Regions from separate parts of the Homo sapiens genome. Here region 1 is linked to region 2. Evidence: read pairs that join two places in POLR2A ChIA-PET (ENCODE). Cell type or tissue: OCI-LY7. All regions are shown on one strand. Each heading gives the region's core, and the rest is flanking DNA. Links, peaks and the distances in the headings are about the cores only.

Evidence for each region. ChIA-PET counts read pairs that join two places held together with the same protein. Peaks named below come from ENCODE experiments on the same cell type or tissue, not always from the same donor. Only the 100,000 strongest peaks of a DNase experiment are listed, where the experiment ranks them.
Region 1: POLR2A ChIA-PET joins it to region 2 with 5 read pairs; 2 of 35 experiments call an interaction of 5 or more read pairs at or near these places.

The regions. Positions count from the first base shown.
Region 1 is chr16:27,381,169-27,393,709 of GRCh38, forward strand. No RefSeq gene overlaps it. Among named protein-coding and RNA genes, the nearest start is that of IL21R, 15 kb to the right of the region's middle. RefSeq lists a silencer at 1,228-1,417. In OCI-LY7, for the core only: no CTCF peak of the experiment used is centred there; no DNase peak of the experiment used is centred there.
Region 2 is chr16:27,292,776-27,305,316 of GRCh38, forward strand. No RefSeq gene overlaps it. Among named protein-coding and RNA genes, the nearest start is that of IL4R, 15 kb to the right of the region's middle. In OCI-LY7, for the core only: a CTCF peak has its summit at 5,580; DNase peaks (open chromatin) are centred at 5,536, 6,916, 7,256 and 8,880; H3K4me3 peaks cover 2,039 bases; H3K27ac peaks cover 5,000 bases.

The DNA of each region.
Region 1 (12,541 bases), core at 3,244-8,243, 87 kb after region 2:
GCTGCTGTTTTCATTTGTGTGTTGTGGGCACCTGTGGTGTGCACATCTGGGTCCTCCAGCATGTCCCCCATCCCAGCCCTAGAGAGACAAGGACAGTCTCTGATGGGTGCCAAGATTACCATGTGGGTTCCAAGAAGATAACCAAGTCATGGTCTCAGATGACTGGAGGGTGGGGAAGGGGTCTCTACTCAGCATTGCCCCTTCTTCTTGGGGGACCTCACTGCCCACTCATCAAAGAGGACATAGTCACCTGACTCCATCCTCCCCACCTGGAGAGGCCAGACTTTTCCAGGCCAGCTCACTGTTTAGGGGAGGCAGAAATGAGAGAATGGGTGGGAAGCTCTCTCCAAGGTAGAAGGTGGTCCCAGCATGTGCCATGGTGAATCCATTTGGAGGTGGTTCTAGGTGTGCCCATCAGAGGTCTGTTGGGCTGAGTTCTTTCACAAATGCCCATAAAACTGAAAGAGCCAGGTGCCTTTCAGGGGCCTAAAAAGAGCTGCAGTACTCAGGAAGAAAATATAGTGCTTCTAAAGGCGCCCAAGGAGATTGGCACCCACAAGAGTGATTAAGGAGAATGCTCCAGGTCCTTTGAGGTGGTGTCATTCAGAGCATTCATTCATCCACTGATTCACTCCAATCACGTTTCTTGAGTCCCAGCACTGTCCTAGGCCCTGGGGGATACAAGACTGGCCCCTACCTGCATGGGATTGGGATCAAGTGCATAAGCAACAACAATGCAGTGTGTTCATAACAAGACTCGGAAGCTTGGGCTCAGAGGAGGGACAATTGACCCAGACTTGGGCAATCAGGGAAAGCTTCCTGGAGGAGATGACATCTAAGTTAAAATCTGAAGGACTGGAACTAGTTTTCCAACAGATGGCAACAGAAAGAATGCACCAGGTAGAGGACACGGCCCATGTGGGAGCCAGGAGGAAACAACCCATTCCGGCTGAAGCACATCATGCAAGAAGGGAGGGTGAGGTGAGAGGCTAATTCAGCCGGAGGGAAAGGCAGAGCTGTGTGAGCCACATGTGAGATTTGAGACTGAAGAGGCCTTGCCATTTGTAGGCCAACCTGACTCAGGGGGGCAGGGGTGATTCTTTTTCCCAGAGTGAATCCTAAGTGGGGCTGAAGCAGGGCTGACTTTTTAGTGAGCACCTACTGTGTGCAAGGCACTGCCCTAAAGGGACTGAGGAAGGTTCTGCAGTGAGCAGAACAGAGTCCCTGCTCTCATGAAGTGACACCTAGTGAGGACAGAGAGCCAAAAGATGTGCAGGTGAGCCCACAGTGTGACGTCAGAGGGCTTGAGTGCTATGCAGAACAGACAGGCAGGGGAGGGGCCAGGGGAAATTAGCGGGTGGAGAGCTGTTTAGGAGGTGCCAGGAAAGACCTCACCAAGGAGGTCTGAATAGAGGCTTGAGTGAACTAGGGGAATGAGCCACGCAGATATCTGGAGGGACAGGGAGAAAGAGATTGTTCTAGGAGGAGGGAGCGGGCTGTGCGAAGGCCCTGGGAAGGGAATGGCGTGAAGGGGGTGCAGCCAGGAGGCCAGAGTCAGAAAACTGGGGGAGAGGAAAGAGACAAATTCAGAGGCAATGGGGATCAGCCACGGAGGGCCTTACTGGCCACACACAGGACCTAGGGTTTGTTTGACCAACCATAGGAAGGCTTTGGATGTGGAAGTGACTTGATCAGATGATTGTCTCAAAATGATCATTCTGGCTGCAGTTAGAAGGGGATGTTTTTGGTAGGGGAGGCCCTAATTTTCCAATGTCCAGAGCAGGCGGCGACCACAGCTGTGGATTCTGGGCATGTTTTGAAAGTGGAACCAACAGGAATTCCCAACGGGTGGGATTGGGGTGGTGAGAGAAAGCAAGGAAGCAAGAAAGATCATGCTATTGTCACCATGGGGACCCCGCCCCACACGCCGTTCAGCTCTTTAGCCTCGCTCCAGGTACAGGGGCAATGATTCCCACCTAACCTCTGCTGTTTGTGGCAGCCTGCTCTTCCAGGCACAGCATCCTCCTAATTATCCTGGGGGCAGGGGTAAGTATTCTCACCACAATTGGCAGGTAGGGGTTGTAGAGGCTCAGAGAGAGGAAGGATCTTGCCTGGGGTCATGCAGCCCTAGCGGATGAGTTTGGCACTGCCGACATCTTCTGTAGGACTCTGGGTCCAGTGCTCCTCCCCCTACAACATGAAATCAGAGGTTCTCAACCTGGGGGCAATTTTGCCCTCCAGGGGACACCTTTGGTGGTCACAACTGGGGGAAAGGCATCTAGTGGGAAGAGGCCAGGGATGCTGGTCACCATCCCACCATGCACAGGATGGCCCCCACCGTAAATGATCCAGCCCAAATGTCAACACTATCAAGGTGGAGAAACCCTGCCAAATATTCTATTGAAGGGCTGGAGATGCCGTAGCTCGGCAGCCTCCCCCCAGCCCTCCAGGGCCTTCTCAGACACCACTCAATGGGTCTGGGTGCCCCTCCCTGAAAGGGAAGCCAGCCTGTGCCAAGGTCGCACTGGACAGCCAGCAGCTGTGGTGGCAGTTTCCCCAGCGACAGAGGCCGGTTCCTGGAAAACTAAACTTGGTATCCTCTGTGGCTTATCTTCTCCTTTCCAATCAGACCTAGGCACACGGGCCACATACCCTCATCTGCAGACAGTCTCCCAGGACCCTACAAGTTCCCAGCCCAGTTGGATAGGGACCAAAGGTAGCTTGCTCCCATCACTCCCCTCCTGAGATCCTCTCATGGCTCTGGCCGTCGATGGGGTGGGGTTCTGCTCCCGCTGCTCTACAGGGAAACTTCTCCAGGCTCTGGCACTGTCTTCGCCAGCAGGCTATGGCCTCGACACTTCCTCCTTGCTCTGGTGTCCCCCTCTGCCCTCCCCACCCACACCAGGGCCCTCATCATTCCCCGAACAGGCGGGGAAGTCACGCCCTCATGTCTTTGGCTTACCAGAGAACCGACTCCAGGCTTGGTTGGCCCTCTGCTGTGCTTCCTTCCTCTTTCAGCCAATTCTGATCTTTATAATTTTCCTTTCCTTTCTTTTGGGTTTATTTCACTGTCATTTTCTAACTTCTCGAGAGAGACGTTTGGAACATTAATTTTTAGCTTTTCTTCTTTGCTAATCTGTGACTGTTAAGGCTACAAATTTCCCTCTGAGTACTTTTTTAGCTGCAACCCACAAGTTTACATGTGGTTGTTTTTTTAAAACCATTCAGTTCAAAATGTTTTCTAATTTTCCATTGCAATTTTTCTCATTGTCTCTTGGGTGATTTAGAAGCGTATTTCTTGGTTTCCTGTCCACATTTTCAGAACGTTTTGAAATGCACTCTCCTATATTTTCAACACGCTGAACTGTTCTTCATCCTTCCAAGGCCAGAACAAGTGACCCCTCCTCCATGCAGCCTTCCCTGACACTCCCTCCACACTGTGGCCAGTATCATCAGGGGTCGCTCGTGTCTGCTGTCATAGCACTTTGTACCAACCACCATTATAGCACTTTAAGGTCACACAGTAATGTATCTGTCAAGATTCTTTCAGTTTCAAGTGAAAGAAACTTACTTAATCCAAACTGGCTGAAGCCAAGAGGGAATTTATTGTCCTATTTAACTAAAATGTCTTGGCTTTCAGGCATAGCTGGATCAAGGGATCCTGATTCCTGATGGCCCAGTTCATCTCTTGAGTCACTTCTTCCAGGTCGACCCCATCCTGAGGCAGTTTCTCCCGTGTGGCCACAGAGACATACAGCAGCTGCAGGGAACACATGAATACGTTCTCCCGGCTCCAAGTGCGGAGTCTTTGCCCTGATCAATCCCTCTAGAGTCTCGTGGGATCTGTTAGACTCTGACTGGATCTGTTAATGTGGCTTAGGGAATATAGTGGATTGGTTTAGGCTAGAGTCATGCACGCTCCTAGGGAAAGGAACTGAGAATGGAGGGGGCATGATATCTCAGAAACAGCCGGGATACAGTGACCAGGAGAAGAGTAAATCAGGACTAGAAAACAAAACAAAACAAAACAAAAACAAAAACAAAAACAAAGACAATATGCTACTGCTGTTAATAATAATCATACTAGTCTAGTAAACAGCAACAATTATAAGTACCTTTATTTTTTAGATGGACTTTTGCTCTTATCACCCAGGCTGGAGTGTAGTGGCACGATTTCAGATCACTGCAACCTCCACCTCCCGGGTTCAAGCAATTGTCCTGCCTCAGCCTCCCCAGGAGCTGGGAATACAGGCATGTGCCACCACGCCCGGCTAATTTTTGTATTTTTAGTACAGATGGGGTTTCACCATGTTGGCCAGGATGGTCTCAAATTCCTGATCTTAGGTCTCGGCCTAAGCAATCATTTGTCTCTAGACTTCTCATTCCATAAGGGAATTAGCTCTTAAGTGTTTAAGAGCTTAAGGCCTCGGCCTTCCAAAGTGCTGGGATTACAGGCGTGAGCCACCATGCCCGGCAGTACCTCTTATACTTAGTACATGCCACTAACTCAAGTGCTTTGCTTTTAGACCTGTGTATCCGCCTTCCCATTGAATTTAAAACCTTTGACAGTGAAAAGAAGATCTGTTTTGTTAACTGTGAAAATTTTGGAGGTGGCAGGGGAGGGAGAAGATGGGCAATTCCTCCTCTGCCCTAAGACTGTAATCAGCTCACCCCACCGCACCCCCACCCCTGAACTTGGAGGCTGGGGCTCAGCCCCAGGGTCCCCTAAGAGAAAGCTTGCAGAGGTGCCCAATCAGCTCAGTGGTTGCTGTAACCCTCTGTCTTAGCTGCTCAGGATGCTATAACACAATGGATGGGTGGTTTGCACAACAGACGTTTATTTCTCACAGTTCTGGAGGCTGGAAAGTCCATGATCAACAAGTTGGTCCAGGAATAACATTAGGGATCAGAATGCAAAGGAAATTCCTTCGCGCATTTGTGCCAGTCTCTGGTAGGCACATTTTCAGTGCACCACCTGAATTCTCTGTGCAGCATCTGGAAAACTTTGGTAAACTCCCATCTCCCCAGCTCTGCAGTCAGAAAAGAAAGGCAGCTGAATCCATGCCTGATGAAGGCTCTCTTCCTGGCTGGCAGACAGCTGCCTTCTTGCTGTGAGGGAGATTGAGGGCAAACTCCCTGGTGTCTCTTCTTATAAGGGCACTAACATTATCAGATCAGGGTCCCACCCTTCTGAGCTCATTTCACCTTAATTACTTCCTTAGCGGCCTCATCTCCAAATACAGCCACATTGTGGGTTAAGCCTTCAGCATATGAATTTGGCAGAGGTTGAAAGCAGCACATTCGGTCCATAATTATCTCCCTCCATGGTAAGCCCTCCTATGTCTTTCTAAGAATCAGAGACACACAGACACTCAGCATGAAAGGAGACTTCATTGCCCTTGGTCCAACCACACACTCAGTTAATCCAACCATACCCCCACAGTGAGGAGTTGTTTACATACCAGGGACAGGGAGCTCACTGTCTTCTCCAGTTCATCAACTCTGACTATGCTGGTCTGGACCTGCTCATGACCCCCACCCTGAGTCTTCTCTTTCCAAATACTTCTGCTGTCTCATGGTTTTTTTTACTGTCTCCACACCAGCTGCTCTACCTTCTCGGTTGCCTGTTCTGAATATACATCAATTTGCCAATGTTCTTTAAAAATGAAGGTCCAGAACTGGACGTAGACTGAAGGTGTGGCCAGTGCAGTGAGAATAGCCTCCCTTGTTCTGGACACCATACCTCTATTAATGCAACCCTAGGGTGCTTCAGGTTCCCCTTGGCTGTGACACACTCTTGACTTTGGGAAAATCTCGCAAGCATTTTCCATGTGACATGTTGGTTCTGTGGTTCTAATCTTCATATACATGTAATTGAATATCTGGCTTGAAGTAAAGGACGTCACATGCTTCAGGGGGACCATGGCTCACATCTCTATAGATTTTTTTATACCTTCCCTTCTCTGCACCCTTTTCCCACCATACTGATGTTTTGTGATGTCCTTTTTTTTTTCTCTTCAAAATGGAAATAGCTTGGTTATTTTTCCCAGATTCCAGAAGTAAGATATCATTTTAAAAATCAGATAATACAGAATAACATAAAAAATTAAAAATAAAAATTCCCACCACCCAGAAATGGGCCTATTAACCCTTGAGGCTAGACGGCCCAGGTTCAAATCTTGACCCCGCCACTTACTGGCTATGTGCCTGTGGACCAGTTGCTTAGTCTCCTGCACCTGTTTTCTTATGTCTAAAATGGGGATATTAAAAGGTAGTTTGGGGCTGGGCACAGCAGCTCACGCTTGTAATCCCAACACTTTAGGAGGCTGAGGCAGGAGGACCACTTGAACCCAGGAGTTTGAGACCAGCCCTGGCAATATAATGAGACTTCATTCCTACAAAAAGCTTTTTAAAACTTAACCAGGCGCGGTGGTGCACACCTGTGGTCCCAGCTACTCGGGAGAGTGAAGAGGGAGAATGGCTTGAGTTTGAGAGGTTTAAGCTGCAGTGATCACACCATGATCACACCATTGCATTCCAGTTTGGGCGACAGAGTGAGACCCTGTCTCAAAAATACAAAATTAAAATAAAAGGTGGTTTTGATAGCTTATTGCAGATGGCAAGTCCCTTACAACTGTAAACAATTTTGTATTATTGTTATTAATAATTGTGTTGGTTACAGTTCTGTTTCTCCGGAGAACACTGACTAATACAGATACATCTGTTTTAGTCAGCTCAGGCTGCCATAGCAAAATACCATAGACTGTGTGGCTTAGGCAACAGTTTATTTTCCCACACTTCTGGAGGCTGGTAGTCTAAGTCAAGGTGGTTGATGGTTGTCTTCTGAACAACCTTTCTAGCTTGCAGACAGCCACCTTCTTGTTATGTCCTCACATGGCATAGCTACAGAGTATTCTGTTTCACAGATGTTTTATAAATTATTCATCCAACCCTCTCTTCATGATTTATTTCAACCTAGTCAGTACTTTATACACACAGCATACCTGGTTATTTCTTGCTTCACCAGTTTGGGTACACAGATAAGCCTCTTCATCCTTTTGATAGTCACTCAATCCCCTTGTATGGTTAGAAGTTCCAACTTCTAATAGAGACCAACCACAGTGGCTTAAACACTTAAGAGCTAATTCCTTTATGGAACGAGAAGTCTAGAGACAAATGATTGCTGACATTTGTTCATGACCCATGATATCAGGGCCAAGTTCTCTGTGATTATCCTATTCTTTTTCTTTAGTTCTAAATGGCTGCTTGAGCTCCAGCCATCACGTGTACACTTTAGGCAGGAGAAAGGAGGAAGGGGAATACTGGAAGGGCCACAGAGTGCTTCCAGAAGGTCCATGTGAACACTCCCATCACTAGCTGCAAGGGAAACTGGAAAGTGGTCTATTAGCTGGGTCTGTTGCCATCCAGAATTACACTATGGTCCTGATATGAGAAAGAAGGACAAGATGGAAGCTGGGACACAATTAATTGTCCCTATCATGGTCCCTGTAGCAGATGTTGAAGCCTTACCCTTAACTTCTCAGCTTTATACACCAAAGCATTTGTACTGCAAACACCTGCAACTCCCTGCGTGAGGGTTCATTTTTGGCAACAGGTGCATGCAATCGGCAAGCTGGAAGTGTCAGAGAGTCGTGGCCCTGGAAGCAGCCCTCAACTAACAACAAATGAAGTCCTGGAAAAGAAATATCCCAGATTTCTTGTTTCTCCTTTGGGACAAGTTGGAGACATGTTCTATATTGTCTCCCAGAGAGGTACCCAGTGGGATTCAGCTCCAGTTGCCAACAGCAGTGGCCTTCTCCTTAAAGCGCCCTTTACTGGCTTCCTCGCTTTGCCTGCCCCACTTCTCCATTCCCCTGTGTTTCCTAGGATTATTTCCCAAATCTATGACTTATCCTTAAATCCTTGTCTTAGAATTTGCCTCTGGGGGAACCCAACCAAGACACAACTCATGTGCCAAACAGCAAGTGATGTGATCAATGGCTAGGGCAGTCTGATCAGCCCATTAGAGATCCTAATTTTGGAAAGAAATTTACAAAATTCTTAGTCTTATCATCTGCTTAAATGATACCCCTATTAGTCCAGAGCCTAATACAAACCAAGATGAGCTTTTAAGGCAGGATAAACATATTCTTTCTGTGTTACTCATAACTGAGGGCACTATTTATTAGTTTTTTCTTTATATTCAGCCATCGCTCTTAAAATAAACCTGCTGTCTCAGGGTAACTGAGTGAAAAGGGGGTTCCCAGTTTCAGCCACATGTTGCGCACAATCCAGCCCTCTAGACGTCTCCTTCCTTTGTGGTTTGCTCCCCATGAAACATCCCCTGCCCTTTCTTGGCTGTGGCTCTCAGCAGACCATCTGGTCCATTACAGGAACCCCACAATGTTGGACCTCAGAAAGGAATGCATCAGTTAATACCACTGAACTTACACTTAAAATTGGATAAGATGGTACATCGTATTAGTCTGTTTTCACGCTGCTGATAAAGACATACCCAAGACTGGGTAATTTATAAAGAAAAAGAGGTTTAATGGACTCACAGTTTGATGTGGCTGGGGAGGCCTCACAATCATGGTGAAAGGCAGAAAGCAAAGGGCACATCTTACATGGCGGCAGACAAAAGACAATGAGAACCAAGTGAAAGGGGTTTCTCCTTATAAAACCATCAGATCTCGTGAGACTCATTCACTACCACAAGAACAGTATAGGGAAAACCACCCCCATGATTCAGTTATCTCCCACAGGCTCCCTCCCACAACACGTGGGAACTATGGGAGCTACAATCCCAGATGAGATTTGGGTGGGGACACAGCCAAACCATATCATACATGTCATGTGATGTGTATTTATTACAATAAAAAATTAATTTAAAAAAATGAATGGATGAGGAAGCGGTTGTCTGAGAAGAATTTTCAAAGATCTAAATAAATGGAGAGAGTGCCTATATCCAGGATTGAAAGTCTCCAAGTTTTTAAGGTGGTAGATTTCCTCAAACTGATCTATTGATTCAAGACAATCCTTGTCAAAATTCCAGTAGGAGTTTTTGCAGAAATTAGCAAGCTGAAACTTATATGGAATTTAATATTTATAATGGAAATGCAAAGGACTCAGAATGACCAAAACAATTCTGAAAAAGCAGAACAAATTTGGAAGACTTCTACTTCCTGATTTCAAAACTTACTACAAAGCTACAGCAATCAAGGCAGTAAGGTGCTAGTAAATGGATAGACATATAAAGCAATGAATCAGAATACAGGGTCCAGAAATTAACCCATATATTTATAGTCAATTATCAAAATAGGTGTCAGGGCAATTCAAAAGGGAGAGGGCAATCTTTTCTAAATATTGTGCTGAAACATTTAGATATTTATATGAAAAAAGATAAATTTAGATCATTACCTCACAGCATTCACAAAATTAAGTCAAAATCATAATTTTAAAAAGGTAAGGCTGGGCTCAATGGCTCACTTTGGGAGGTCAAGGCAGATGGATCACTTGAGCCCGGAGTTCAAGACCAGCCTGAGCAACATGGAGAAACCCCATATCTACCAAAAATACAAAAATTGGGCGGACATGGTGGTATGCACCTATAGTCCCAGCTACTCAGGAGGCTGAGGTAGGAGAATCGCTTGAACCCAAGAGGCCAAGGTTGCAGTGACCTGAGATTGCAGTGAGCCACTGGACTCCAGTCTGGGCAACAGAGCAAAACCCTGTCTCAGAAAATAAACAAATAATAAAAAATAAAAATGCAAGAGCTAAAACTATTAAACTTTTAGAAGAAAATATGAGAGGAGATTTTTGCTACTTTGGTATAGGTGAAGATTTCTTAGATATGGCACCCAAAGTCCAATCCACAAAAGAAAAAAATTGATAAATTGGGTTTCAATAAAATTTAAAAGGGTTATGCTTCAAAAGAAAAAAAACACCATTAAGTACATTATTTAAAAATGGCAGAGTAAGGAACTCCAAGGATCAGTTCCTCCACTAAAGCAAACATTAAGCTGGAAGAAAGTGTCAAAAGAAACTTTTTTGGAACCTGAAATCTAATCAAAACCCTTTAGCAACCAGAAAAGGCTGCTAATTCTTGGTAAGAAAATACTGTAGCATTTTTGCTTACTTGCCTACCATCTCACATTCATCAGCTTAGTCGTGGCTATGAGTACAGTAGCCTGCATTCTTGGCATGGCTTGCTGGTACCAGAAAGAACAACACAAGCCTTGGTCTCAAAGAATTGTGTTTCTACATTTTGATCTGTTTGGCATCTCCCTAAAGGATCCACTCAGGTGCTTGCCTTTGTTTTGCCCTCCCACTTCCCCTGAACTCTAGGCTGGAGCAGCTTCCCAGGCAATGTCTGTTGACAAACTTTAAAGACACACACTACCCATGTGGGGCAAAGGATGACAGACAAAGCAAAAAGCAGAGACCGACCAAAAAGCTGGAGAAGAAAAAGACTAAGGAGGAATGTATATGGGGGAATAAGGGCTTTGAAAAGCTTCCGTGTATACCAGGGAATCTAGAATATAACACATATGCCCAGGGCTGAAGTCATGCACAGAAATGATATGAGATGATCCTAGGCTTGCACCTCTGGCTAATTGGGCTCTGCACAAGCAGAGGTGAAGGCTAAGACAGAATTGTAGTCTGCCTGGCTAAGTGTAAAGGAGTATCCCAGCTCAGAGCCAATTTACAAAGACTAGGGGAGTATCTTTTATTTTGTTTTTCTTTTTGGCTGCAGGTATATAAGGAAACCTCTTACAGATCACTGACCAACTGCTGAGATAACAGAATGGAGATTTCAGTGAACATACACAAAAAGGGATATAGTCTTTGCAAAAATAGTTTGGAAAAGTCACTAAGTAAATGAATGGCTGAAGCTCACAGCAAATGACAAAAGCAAGCCTTGTGGACAGGGGAAGGGAGAATGTGATTTCTAGAATTATCACATTGTAACATTCAAAATGCCAAGTTTCCAACAAAAACCTATAACGTATACAAAGAAACAGGAACACCCAGCCCATTCACGGGGGAAAAATGGATAGAAAATGTCCCTAAAAAAGTCCAGACATTGGAGCTGCTAGACAAAGACATTAAATCAATTGTCTTAAATATGCTCAAAAAGCTAAAGGAAACCATGAGTGAAGAACTAAGTTAAACCAGAACTACGTGTGAACAAGTAGATAATATCAATAAGAGCTAGACATTATTTAAAATAACCAAATAGAAATTTTGGACCTGAAAAATATAATAGCCAAAATGAAAAATTTATTAGAGAGCTCCAACACCAGATTTGAGTAGGCAGAAGAAAGAATCAATAAGCTTGAAGCTAGGTAAATTGAAATAATCCAGTCTGAGGAGCATAAAGTAAAAAGGAATAAAAATAAACAGAGCCTGAGAGACCTGTGAGACAACAGAGCGAGACTCCATCTCAAAAAAAAAAAAAAGGTATAAACATATGCATTATGTGAATCCCAGAAGGAGGAGAAAGAAAGGACCAGAAAGAATATTTGAATAAAGGCCAAACATTTCCAAAATTTGATGAAAGGTATGAGTATATACATCCAAGAAGCTCAGTGAACTCCAACTAGGATAAAACCAAAGGAATCTACACCAAGACACATTATAATCAAACTGTTGAAAGACAAAGACAAATCGAGAATCTGGAGACTAGCAAGAGAGAAGTAACTTGTCACATACAAGGGGTCCTCAACAAGATTAATGACCAAAGTCTCATCAGAAGCCACAAGGCCAGAAGACAGAAGGATGATATATTTAAAGTGCTGAAGGAAAAAACCCTGCCAACTGAGAATTCTTTATCTGGCACAACTATCTTTCCAAAATGATTAAGAAATTAAAACATTCAAAGATTGCAAAAAAAAAAGGTGAAGTATTTCATCACTAGGAGGCTTTCCCTATGAAAAACACTAAAGGGAGTCTTTCAGGCTGAGATGAAAGGACACTAGGCAGTAAATCAAAGCCATATGAATAAATACAGAACACTAGTAAAGGTAAATATAAAAACTAGTATAATTATATTTTTGGCTTATGACTCCTCTTTTTGTTTCCTATATTATTTAAAAGATACATACATAAAAATAATTATAAATCTATGCTAATGAGCACATGCCACATAAAGATGTAGTTTGTGATAATGACAACAAAAGAGGGGGAGGGATAGGAGTAGAATAGAGTAGAGGGAGCTGTATAGGAGTAGAGTTTTTGTATTGCTATTTAAACCAAGTTGTTATCAATTCATACTATATTGTTATAAATTTCCTGTGAAGTGTAAACCTCAAGGTAACCACTAAGAAAATAACTAAAAATATACAGAAAAGAAATGAGGAGGCTATCAAAATGGTGCACTAGAAGAAAATCAATCAATACAAGAGAAGGAGGTAATGAGGGAATTGAATAACAAAAGAAAATTTGATATAAATGAAATGAATAGCAAAATGCAGTGGTAAGCCTTTTATCATGAATCACTTTAAATGTAAGTAGATTAAATTCACTGATTAGAAGACAG
Region 2 (12,541 bases), core at 4,575-9,574:
AGAGACAAGGCTGGTGAGAAAGTTAATCTCTGTCATTATGGGGAACCCTCCCTACCAGAGAGCTGAGTGGAAATCCAGGGTCTGGTCTAATCCTAACTGTTGAGGGGGTCCCTGAGACTTTCATCCGTACTGGTGACTTCCAGAAGGTTGACTGTCCTCTGCTGTCTCCCCAAGCTGACTTCTTGTTGCAGAACTTGGGATTCTTGTGTGTGTGTGTGTATGTGTGTGTGACGGAATCTTGCTCTATTGCCCAGGCTGGAGTGCAGTGGTGTGATCATATTAAATAACTTCACTGATGCCTCCAACTTCTAGACTCAAGGGATCCTCCCACCTCTGCTTCCCGAGTAGCTGGCCTACAGGCGTGGACCACCACGCCCAGCGACTAGTTTGTTTTCTTATTATTGAGTTTTGAAAGTTGTTTATAAATTCTGGATACAAGGCTTGTATTTGATAGATAATTTGCAAATATTTTTTCAGTCTGCGGCTTCTCTTTTTTTATTTTCTTAATGGTGTCATTTGACGATCAGAAGTATTACATTTTGATGAAGAGCAATTTGTCAATTTTGTTCTTTTATGAGTCATGCTTTTGGTAGCATATCTACATAAACGTTTTTATTCATCTATTTATTGTATGTATTTATTTTGAGACAGGAGCTCACTCTGTCACTCAGGCTGGAGTGCAGTGGTGCTATCACAGTTCACTGCAGCCTCGACTTCCCAGGCTCAATCAATCCTCCTACCTCAGGCTCCCGAGTAGCTGGGACCACAGGCACGTGCTACCACACCAAGCTGATTTTTTGTATTTTTTGAAGAGACAGGGTTTCACCATGTTGCCCAGGCTGGTCTCAAGTTCCTGGGCTCAAGCAATCCACCAGCCTCGGCCTCCCAAAGTGTTAGGCTTACAGGCATGCTGGCCTATATTAACACTGTTAAATATCTTTATTAAGATATAATTCATAAACCATACGATTCACCCATGTAAAGTGTACAATTCAATGGCTTTCATCTTCAAATGCCTGTGCTGGGATTAACACTTCAGCATGCATGTCACCAACTAGAAGAGCTCGCCTTTTGTCCATAATTTTTTAAATGTAAAATTTACATATAATGAAATTCACAGATCTTAAGTGTATCATTTGATGAGCTTTGACAAAATTCATTCACTGGTGCAATGCAAATCTCTATCAAAATATACAACCATCAAAATATAGAACAATCTAGTAGGGTGTGGTGGCTCATGCCTGTAATCCCAGCCCTTTGGGAGGTCGAGGCAGGCGTATCACGGGGTCAGGAGATCGAGACCATCCTGGCCAACACGGTGAAACCCCATCTCTACTAAAAATACAAAAAATTAGCCGGGTGTGGTGGTGGGCGCCTGTAGTCCCAGCTACTCAGGAGGCTGAGAAAGGAGAATTGCATGAACCCTGGGGGCAGAGCTTGCAGTGAGCCGAGATTGCGCCACTGCACTCCAGCCTGGGTGACAGACCGAGACTCTGTCTCAAAAAAAAAAAAATATATATATATATATATATATAAAATATATATAAAATGTATTTAAAATATATATAATATATAATATATATAAAATATATATTATATATTATATAATATAAAATATATATTATATATTATATAATATAAAATATATATTATATAATATATAATATAAAATATATATTATATAATATATAATATAAAATATATATTATATAATATATAATATAAAATATATATTATATAATATATATAAAATATATATTATATAATATATAATATAAAATATATATTATATAATATATAATATAAAATATATATTATATAATATAATATAAAATATATATTATATAATATATAATATAAAATATATATTATATAATATATAATATAAAATATATATTAAATATATATTATATATTATATATAGTATATAATATATATATAATATATAATATATAGTATATATTATATATTATATAATATATAGTATATATTATATATTATATATTATATAATATATAGTATATATTATATATATTATATAATATATAGTATATAGTATATATTATATATTATATAATATATAGTATATATTATATATATTATATAATATATAGTATATATTATATATTATATATAATATATACTATATATTATACCACCCCAGTTATATATATATATATATATATATTATACCACCACACCCAGTTAATTGTTTTTATTTTTTGTAGAGATGGGGGTGTTACTGTGTTGCCCAGGCTGGTCTCAAACTCCTGGGATCAAGCGATCCTCCTGCCTTGGCCTCCTAAAGTGCTGGAAGTACAGGCATGAGCCACCGCACCCAGCCTGAGCAGCTTTCAATTGCTGGTTGGTCACTTGTATTTCTTCTTCAGAGAAGTGTCTATCCATATATATATAATATATGTATAAGTCCCTGTGCTGGGATTACAGGAGTGAGACACTACACCCAGCAAATTTATTCCTTTGCATTTTATTCTGTGTATTCACAATTTGTGCTAATATCACCACAATCAGTTTTAGAACATTTTCTTGCTGTCAAGGAGAAACCCCGGACGCCTTAACTGTCAGTGTCTCACTCTCACGTTCCCACCCTCCAAATCCAGACAGACAACCATCTACTTTCTGTCTCTATAGATTTGCCTATTGTGAACATTTCATATGAATAGAATCGTACCATTTGCGACCCTTCGTGTCTTTCACTCAGCATTATGTTTTCAAGGTTCATCCACATCACAGCGTGCATCAGTATTTCATTTCTCTTTATTGCCAAATAATATCCCTTGTATAGATACACCACATTTTATGTATCCATTATCAGTTTATGAACATTTGGGTCATACGAGTTGTTGTGTGGGTATATGTTTTCACTTCCCTCAGTTATACACCTAGGAATGGAATTGCTGGGTCATGAGGTGGACTGTATGTTCGAGCATTTGGGAACTGCTAGGCTGTTTTCCAAAGTGGCAGCACCACTTTGCATTTTCACCATCAGTGCGTGAGGTTTCCAATTTCTCAACATCCCAACCCACACTTGTTATTATCTGATGATAGCCATTTTAGTGGGTGTAAAGTAGCACCTCACCGTGGTTTTGATTTGCTTTTCCTGATGATGTTGAGCTCCTTTTTAAATTTGAGACAGGGTCACTCTATTACCCAGGCTGGAGTATAATGGCACGATCACAGCTCACTGCAGCCTTGACCTCCTGGGCTCAAGCGATTCTCCTGCATCAGCCTCCTGAGTAGCTGGGACTATAAGTGCACACCACCACACCCAGTTAATTGTTTTTATTTTTTGTAGAGATGGGGGTGTTACTGTGTTGCCCAGGCTGGTCTCAAACTCCTGGGATCAAGCGATCCTCCTGCCTTGGCCTCCTGAAGTGCTGGAAGTACAGGCATAAGCCACCGCACCCAGCCTGAGCAGCTGGTTGGTCACTTGTATTTCTTCTTCAGAGAACTGTCTATCCAAGTCCTTTGCTCATTTAAAAACTGGATAGTTGTGTTGTTATTATTAAGTTGTAATTGTTGTATATTCTAGATATAGTTCCCTTATCAGATATATGACTTGCAAAAATTTTCTTTCATTCTGTGGATTTTCTTTTCACTTTCTTGATGGTGTCCTTTAAAACATGAAAGTTTTAAATTTGATGATGTCTAGTTTATCTGTTTTTGGTTTCATTGCATCTACTTTTGTGTCATAGCTAAGAAACTACCACCTAAACCAATGTCAAGGAGATTTACATCTGTGGTTTCTATTTTTTTTTTTAATTTTAGAGATGGAGTCTCGCACTGTCGCCTGGGCTGGAGTGCAGTAACTTGATCTTGACTCACTGCAACCTCCACCTCCCGGGTTCAAGTGATTCTCCTGCCTCAGCTTCCCGAGTAGCTGGGATTACAGGCGCCCACCACCATGCCCAGCTAATTTTTTGTATTTTTAGTAGAGATGGGTTTCACCATGTTGGCCATGCTGGTCTCAAACTCCTGACCTTGTGATTCACCTGCCTTGGCCTCCCAAAGTGCTGGGATTACAGGCATGAGCCACCGCGCCTGGCCTACATCTGTGGTTTCTTAGAGTTTCATAGATTAGCTCTTACATACAAGTTTTTGATCCATTTTGAGTTAGAGTTATTACTTTTTTTTGAAGTTGAGTTTCACTCTTGTCACCCAGGCTGGGGTGCAGTGGCGCAATCTTGGCTCACTGTAACCTCCACCTCCTGGGTTCAAGCAATTCTTCCGCCTCAGCCTCCTCAGTAGCTGGGATCACAGGTGCCCGCCACCACACCCGGCTAATTTTTATATTTTTAGTAGAGATGGGGTTTCACCATGTTGGCCAGGGTGATCTTGAACTCTTGACCTCAGGTGATCCACCCACCTCAACCTCCCAAAATGTTGGGATTACAGGCGTGAGCCACTGCGCCCAGCGGAGTTAATTTTTGTATATGGTGTGGTGTGAGGCAAGGATACAACTTCATTCTTTTTTTTTTTTTTGGAGACAGGGTCTCTCACTCTTTTGTCCAGGTTGGAGTGCACTGGTGGGATCACAGCTCACTGCAGCCTCGACTTCCCCAGGCTCAGGTGATCCTCCCGCCTCAGCCTCCCAAGCAGCTGGGACTACAGGCACACACCACCATGCCAGGCTAGTTTTTGTATTTTTTGTAGAGATGAGGTTTTGCCATGTTGCCCAGGCTGGTCTCAAACTCCTAGACTCAAGTGGTCCACTCACCTCTGCCTCCCCAAGTGCTGGGATTACAGGAGGGAGCCACTGTACCCAGAAACTTCAGTCTTTTGTGTGTGGATATCAGGTTGTCCCTTTATCATTTATTGAAAAGACTAGTTTTTTTTCTGTTTTGTTTTTTGTTTTGAGACAGAGTTTTGCTCTTATTGCCCAGGCCGGAGTACAGTGGCACAATCTCGGCTCACTGCAACCTCTGCCTCCCGGGTTCAAGCGATTCTCCTGTCTCAGCCTCCTGAGTAGCTGGGATTACAGGCAAGCACCACCACGCCCAGCTCATTTTGTATTTTTAGTAGAGACAGGGTTTCTCCATGTCGGTCAAGCTGGTCTTGAACTCCCAACCTCAGGTGATCTGCCTGCCTCGGCCTCCCAAAGTGCTGGGATTACAGCCGTGAGCCACCGTGTCCGGACAAAAAGACTAGTTTTTTTCTCATTGGATTGTCTTGACGTAGATTAATATTTTATTATATCTACTGTATCACATATCTGTCAATCTTTCCATTCCTCTGTTCATCCAACAATCTAACTTATTTTTTGATGCATTTGAAAAAGTAAGCTGTAGACACTAGAACACTTCCTTCCAACACTTCAACATGTATATCACCAACTGGAGTTCAGCATTTGTCCATAATGTTTTTAATGTAAAATTCACATATAATGAAATTCACAGATCTTAAGTGTACCATTTGATGAGTTTTGACAAAATGCATTCACCTGTACAATGCAAATCTCTATCAAAATATAGAACAGCACCACCACACCAGAAAGTTCCCTCATGCGCACTTATTTTTATGTATTTATTTTTGACAAATGCATGTACGCGTGTAGACACCACCCTAATGAAGACATAGAACATTTCCATCCCTTAAGAAAGTTTCCTTTCACATCTTTGCAGTCAACCTTGCCTATCCCACCTCATTTCTACCACTATATATTAGTTTTGCCTGTTATAGCAGTTCATATAAATGAAATCATGCGATACGTACCAATTTGTGACCAGCTGATTTCACTTCTGATTAGGATTTTGAAAACAACATAGAGCAGAATAAAAAATAATAAAATAAATAGCTGCTTGCAGGGTGAAATACTGCTTTGTAGATCTTTGTTTCAGATAGATAGAGGATAGATTTTTGTGTATGTGTGTGTGTCTGTATGTGTGTATGTGTGTCTGTGTGTGTGTGAGAGAGAGAGAGAGAGAGAGAGAGAGAGGCCAGGCCTGCTGGCTCATGCCAGTAATCCTAGAACTTTGGGTGGCCAAGGCAAGCAGATTGCTTGAGCTCAGGAGTTCGGCCTGGGCAACATGGGGAAACCCTGTCTCTACAAAACATACAAACAAATTAGCTGGGCATGGTGGTGCACCCCTATAATCCCAGCTACTGTGGGGGCTGAAGCAGGAGGATCACTTGAACCTGGGAGGTTGAGGCTGCAGTGAGCCAAGATGGCGCCACTGCACTCCAGCCTGGGCAACAAAGTGAGACCCTGTCTCAAGTAAGTAAATAAATAAATGAGAGAGAGAGAGAGAGATTGTGTACCGGGGCAAAAGAGAACATGTGTTTCTTCCCATGGGTTATAATAAAAACTGTTTAAAAGCTATTGATCCAAAAGTTCTAGATCAGAACCCTGTCTTGTCGCCCTCCCCCACTGGCTGCCTTGATCCCATATCAATGACCACAGTACTTGCTCTTCCCTTTAGGTCCTCACCAGTGCCAACCCTTCACCACTGCCTACTTATCCATCAGGTGCCTGCTTGGTTTACCCTTCCTCTAGAAAACCTGTGTTCCCAAATTTCCCTCTCAGACCCAGTACCAAGTTGTATCCTAATTATTTGGCCTCTCTTTCCTCCAGCTGACAGGGACTGTGTTTCGTTCATCTTTGCAGTCCCTAGCTCCTGGGATGTGATGACATGTAACAGGCATCAATAAATATTCACGGAATGAATGAATGAATGAATGAATGAATCCCAGAGTTCCAGGTGACAGGGTTTGAAACAAACCAGCCTGATTATTTTCCAAGGCTCCCTTCCTACTTATTTTATTGTCCTATACACCTTCTTTTTTTTTTTTTTTTTGAGATGGCGTCTTGCTCTGTTGTCCAGGTTGGAGTGCAATGGTGCAATCTCGGCTCACTGCAACCTCTGCCTCCCAGGTGCAAGCGTTTCCCCTGCCTCAGCCTGCCAAGCAGCTGGGACTGCAGGTGCTTACCACCACGCCCGGTTAATTTTTTTGTTTTTTTTTTTTTTGGTATTTTAGTAAAGACGGGGTTTTTACCATGTTGGCCAGGATGGTCTTGATCTCCTGACCTCGTGATCCGCCCGCCTCGGCCTCCCAAAGTGTTGGGATTACAGGCGCGAGCCACCGCGCCCAGCCTCCTATACACCTTTGACTTCTTAACCATCATGTTCTATAACCTCCTTCAATTGCCCTGAGACCTTATTAGCCTTTCCCTTTTTCCTCTCTCCACCCCCAATATTAGTGCTTTCATCATGGCTACTTCCTCCCAGCCACGCTGTGGCAAACAAGGGCAGTTTGTCATCATGAGGTCACATAATATCCTTATATGAATGACTTTGCCCCAGAACCCTCCCCCGTCTTGCCAAAGGGATGTTAATTCTGTGACTGTGGATATGAGAGGAGGGGTGTGTGTGTGTGTGTGTGTGTGTGTGTGTGTGTGTGTGTAGCAGGATACATTCTTATCGTTAAAGCATATTTTTTAACTTGGAAATTCTATGTTAGCAGCTATGTCAGGTCCTGTATCTTCTTTTTGCAGAGGGTCACATTTGCTGACAACAAGTACATCTTGCTGAAATAAATTTCTGGGTTTTTGTTGTTGTTGTTGTTTTGTTTTTTGTTTTGGGACAGAATCTTGCTCTGTCACCCAGGCTGGAGGCCAGTGGCGCCATCTTGGCTCACTGAAACCTCCACCTCCTGGGTTCATGCGATTCTCCTGCCTCAGCCTCCCAAGTAGCTGGGACTACAGGTGCATGCCACCACCATGCCCGGCTAATTTTTGTATTTTTAGTAGAGACGTGGTTTCACCATGTTGACCAGAATGGTCTCGACCTCTTGACCTCATGATCCACCCGCCTCAGCCTCCCAAAGTGCTGGGATTACAGGCATGAGCCACCACACCTGGCTGCTGAAATAAATTTCTAATAAGACAGCTCTCTCACCAAAAAGCAAATGTGTTTTAAGAGACAAATGCCAGAGCAAGTGAAGAAGAGAGGCTAAAGGGTTAGAACATTTCCATCTCCTAAGAAAGTTTTATTTCACTTCTTTGCAGTTGACCTTGCCCCACCCATCTCATTTCTACCACCATAGATTAGTTTTACCTGTTTCAATGTCATGAATTGAATGAAGCAATTCCATTTCTCAGTATTTTTCCTAAGGAGATAAACAAGAGCACAAAGATAAATGGTCATGATGTTCATCACAGTGCTATTTAAGATAAGAAAAAATAGGAAACAGCTGGCTCACACCTGTAATCCCGGTACTTTGGGAAGCTGAGGCAGGTGGATCACCTGAGGTCAGGAGTTCGAGACCAGCCTGGCCAACATGGTGAAACCCTGTCTCTACTAAAAATACAAAAATTAGCCAGGCCTGGTGGTGGGCACATGTAATCCCAGCTACTTGGGAGGCTGAGGCAGGAGAATTGCTTGAACCCAGGAGGTGGAGGTTGCAGTGAGCCAAGATTGTGCCACTGCACTCCAGCCTGGGCAACAGAATGAGACTTCATCTAAAAAAAAAAAAAATAGGAAACAACCTAAATCTCTATCAATAAGGGGTTGATTAAATGCCCATACAGTGGAATTGTATGCTGCCAATAAATGAGTCATTATTATCTGTGTCTGGGTTGGCAAACTTTTTCTCTAAAGGGCCAGAGAGTAAATATATTAGGCTTTGTGGGCCACAAGGTCTCTGTTGCAACTACTCTACCCTTCCATGGTATTGCTAAGGCAGCCATACATAGATGATTTGTAAATGAATAGGTGTGGTTGTGTTCCAATAAAACTCTATTTATACTTGTTTTTTTATAACCACTTAAAAATGCAAAAGCGACTCTTACCTTGTGGTTTGCACAAAAACACGCAGTGGGCCAGATTTGGCCCAAGGGATATGGTTTGCTGAGCACTGATCTATTTTCGTGGACACAGAAAGATGACCAATTGTTGGGGTTTCACTCAACACTTACCACTTAACTTGCATGGGGTGAGCCTGTTTATATAAGTGGGGTGTGTACATGTGTACATGCATGTGTGTGCATATAGAGAGATGTTCATCAGGATGTCACCAGTGGTTACTTTTGTGATTTCAGATGACATTCATGTAATTAGGAAGAAAAAATAAAGGAGTGGAGGTTGGGGGGGGTCCCGCTATGTTGCCCAGGCTGGTTTTGAACCCCTGGCCTCAACTGATCTTCCTTCCTTGGCCTCCCTAAGTGCTGGGATTGTAGGCATGAGCCACCATGCCCAGCCTTCACTTAATTTTTTATCCTTTTCTGTGTGGCTTCAACGTTTTAATTGAGTATTGTATCAATCAATTATCCAGCTAATATAATGCTGCCAAAGTGCTCATCAGGATGCAGCAATAAGTGTTTCTTGCTTACACTGTAGTGGTTGGCTGGGCTGCTGCATATGTTGGCTGCTGGCTGATCTACAGGGGCCTCAGCTGAGACAATTGAGAGGACCTTACTCCACGTGTCCCTTATCCTTCTATGGACTAGCCCAGTCTGCAAACTTTCTGTAGCCATGGCAAACATGCAAATAAGTCTGATCATAGCTAATTACAAGCCTCTGTCCCATTGCATCTGCTAACATCCATTGGCCAATACAAGTCACATGGCTGAGCTCAAAGTGAGAGGACACTTGTAAGTTACATGGCAAGAAGCATGGACCCGGGGAGCGGTAAAGAATGGGAGTGTCATGGCAGTCTCTCACAAACATGGGTTATCTTCATAGTCAGCAAAGGCAGTACAGCTGGTTTTAAGCAGAATGGCTCCCAGAGCTCTAGCCCTGCATCCTCTGGGTGGTACAGGTGATAGACACCTGTGGAAGGACAGGTGACTGTCTATCTCAGCAGCTCCAGAAAAATTTCAAAGATTCTCATTAACTCCTATCAGGTCGCATGGCCATCTCTGACCCAATCAGTAAGGCCAAGGCACTGCAGTGTTCTGACTGTTGACTCCTGAAAATCACCTGCCCACTTTCACAGCCAGAGGTGGAGTCAATTCTACCTGAATTTTTTGGACTGAGTGTTAGGGAGGGGTGGTTCACTGGAGGCATATCCAGGATGTTACAGAGGTGGCTGGCTTGGATTAGCTCTCCCCTGAAATGCAGATTAGAGGGCCAGTAGCATATTGTGATGTGATCCCAGAGGGCACCAGTAACAGGGAGGGGGAAATGAACAGGGAGGCAAGAAAGTCGATAAAAGGAGTATTAATGAGCAGATTATTGCTGGGGGAAACTGGGTCCTCTGGGAGACTGTGTTGAAAAACCCTCAGAGAGGCCAGACACGGTGGCTCTCGCCTATAATCCCAGCATATTGGGATGCTGAGGCAGGAGGATCACCTGAGGTCAGGAGTTCGAGACCAGCCTGGCCAACATGGTGAAACCCCCCTCTCCACTAAAAAAACACAAAAATTAGCTGGGCATGGTGGTGTGAACCTGTAATCCCAGCTACTCAGAAGCTGAGGCAGGAGACTTGCTTGAACTCGGGAGGTGGAGGTTGCAGTGAGCTGAGATTGCGCCACTGCACTCTAGCCTGGGCGACAAAGCAAGACTCTGTCTCAAAAAAAAAAAAAAGAAAAGAAAAAGCCCTCTTCTTGTGGTTGTGAGATGGCATCCAACCATAACAAAATTAAAATCCCATGCCTTCCATATTAAATTCAGTACAAAAGGGTATAAGTGCTCTTGTCCCAGAAATCCCACAAAGTCTCAAGATTCACCCTGACTGGAATAGCTTGGGGCATTTAAGTAACATGCTTACCTCTGACCAAGCTCTGTGGCACTGTGTCCAGAGAAACCGGTGTACTAGTTGACTTAGGTTCGGGCCACATGCTCCAGTCCTAGGCTGGGCACGGAGCCCCATCTCGACATATGAATGGAGAGGGGCGGTTCGGAGGTAGCCCCCAGGGGCAAAGCAGGGCTTTTGCCGAGCAACAACGGGACAAATCTACATGGGAGACAAGCTACCCAAATCCACTATAAACAATCTCTGCGGCTTCAGCCAACTAGCTGAAAAGGAAGAACTCTGGGAGCTGACAGGTTGTCGTCCTGCAAACAGGTGAGGCTGTTCTTGGACCATAGAAAACCTTCTAGGGGAGCCCCATTGTTCCAAGAACTAGTCCCTTAACTGTCTGGGGCTTCAGCTCCTCCTCTGCCACTTCCTGGGCAGTCATGGGTGACTCACTAAACCTCTCCAGGTCTCAGCCACATTGATAACTTCATTGTCCATCCATCCATCCATCCATCCATCCATCCATCCATCCATCCATCCACCTGTTCATTCATTCACTAAACATTTATAAGCATTTAAGTATGCCATGCACTCTGTAGATTCTGAGGATAAACACAGTTGTTCACAGCTATATCACAGTATCTAGCACAGTGCCTGGCACATAGTAAGTGCTCAAGAAACACTGATTCAAGGAATAAATGAACAAGATAAAGTCACTGCACTCAAAGAGCTGACTGTCTAATAGAGAAAACAGACACTTAGAATTACAATATACTGGACACCTATCCAATGTGCTTCGGGTAAACAGGAAGGAGCTTGTCTGGAAGGCTGAAGAAGGCTCCACTCAGGAAGTCACAGGCCTTCAAGGAGAGGGGGATTTCAGCAGGCTGAGAAAAAGAGGCAGCACACAGCCAGCCCAGGGAATCATGTCAACAATGGCACAGAACTGGAGGAGAAGAAATTAATTTTTTTTTTTCGAGACAGAGTCTCACTCTGTCACCTAGGCTGGAGTGCAGTGGTATAGTCTTGGCTCACTGCAACCTCTGCCTCCCAGGCTCAAGCGATTCTCCTGCCTTAGCCTCCTGAGTAGCCGGGATTACAGGCACCCGCTACTACACCCAGATAACTTTTTGTATTTTTAGTAGAGACAGGGATTCACTGCACTGGCCAGGCTGGTCTCGAACTCCTGACCTCATGATATGCCCGCCTTGGCCTCCCAAAGTGTTGGGATTACAGGCATGAGCCACCGCGCCTGGCCAAAATTAATATTATTAATCACTTTCCATGGACCAGACATTTTATTTTTGCCTTTACACTCTTAGAAAGGACTAGAATTTATCCACCATGAAATCTTGGCATGCCTAGACTCCTTCTGCCTCTTGCTCTCCCCTCCTCTGGGTCTCAGCTCTCACTTAAATTATTGTGATGCTCCCCGCCCCCCAAACCCATCAGTCAATAGTTGTGTCTCCCTCTGGTTCACCATCCGAATGGCTGCCAGAGGGATTGTTTCAAATTTCAAGGCTGAGCCTCTCGTTCCTTTGTTTGGAATCCTTCAATGGCTCCACATCTCCTGAAGGCTGTGTTTAAGACCTTTTGTAATATGACCATGAATTGCATTGCATGCCCCACCCCTGGCACTCCCTAAGGTATACTTGTACACCTCCAAACTTTGCTCCCACTGCTCTTTCTGCCTTGGGTGCCCATCTCCCCTTCTGCCTCCAATTTGGGGGCTATTTTTACTCTCCAGAGGACATTTGGCAATGTCTGGAGACATTTTGGATGTCACAACTAAGGGGATGCTTCTGCAATCTGCTGGGTAAAGATTAAAAATTCTGCTAAACAT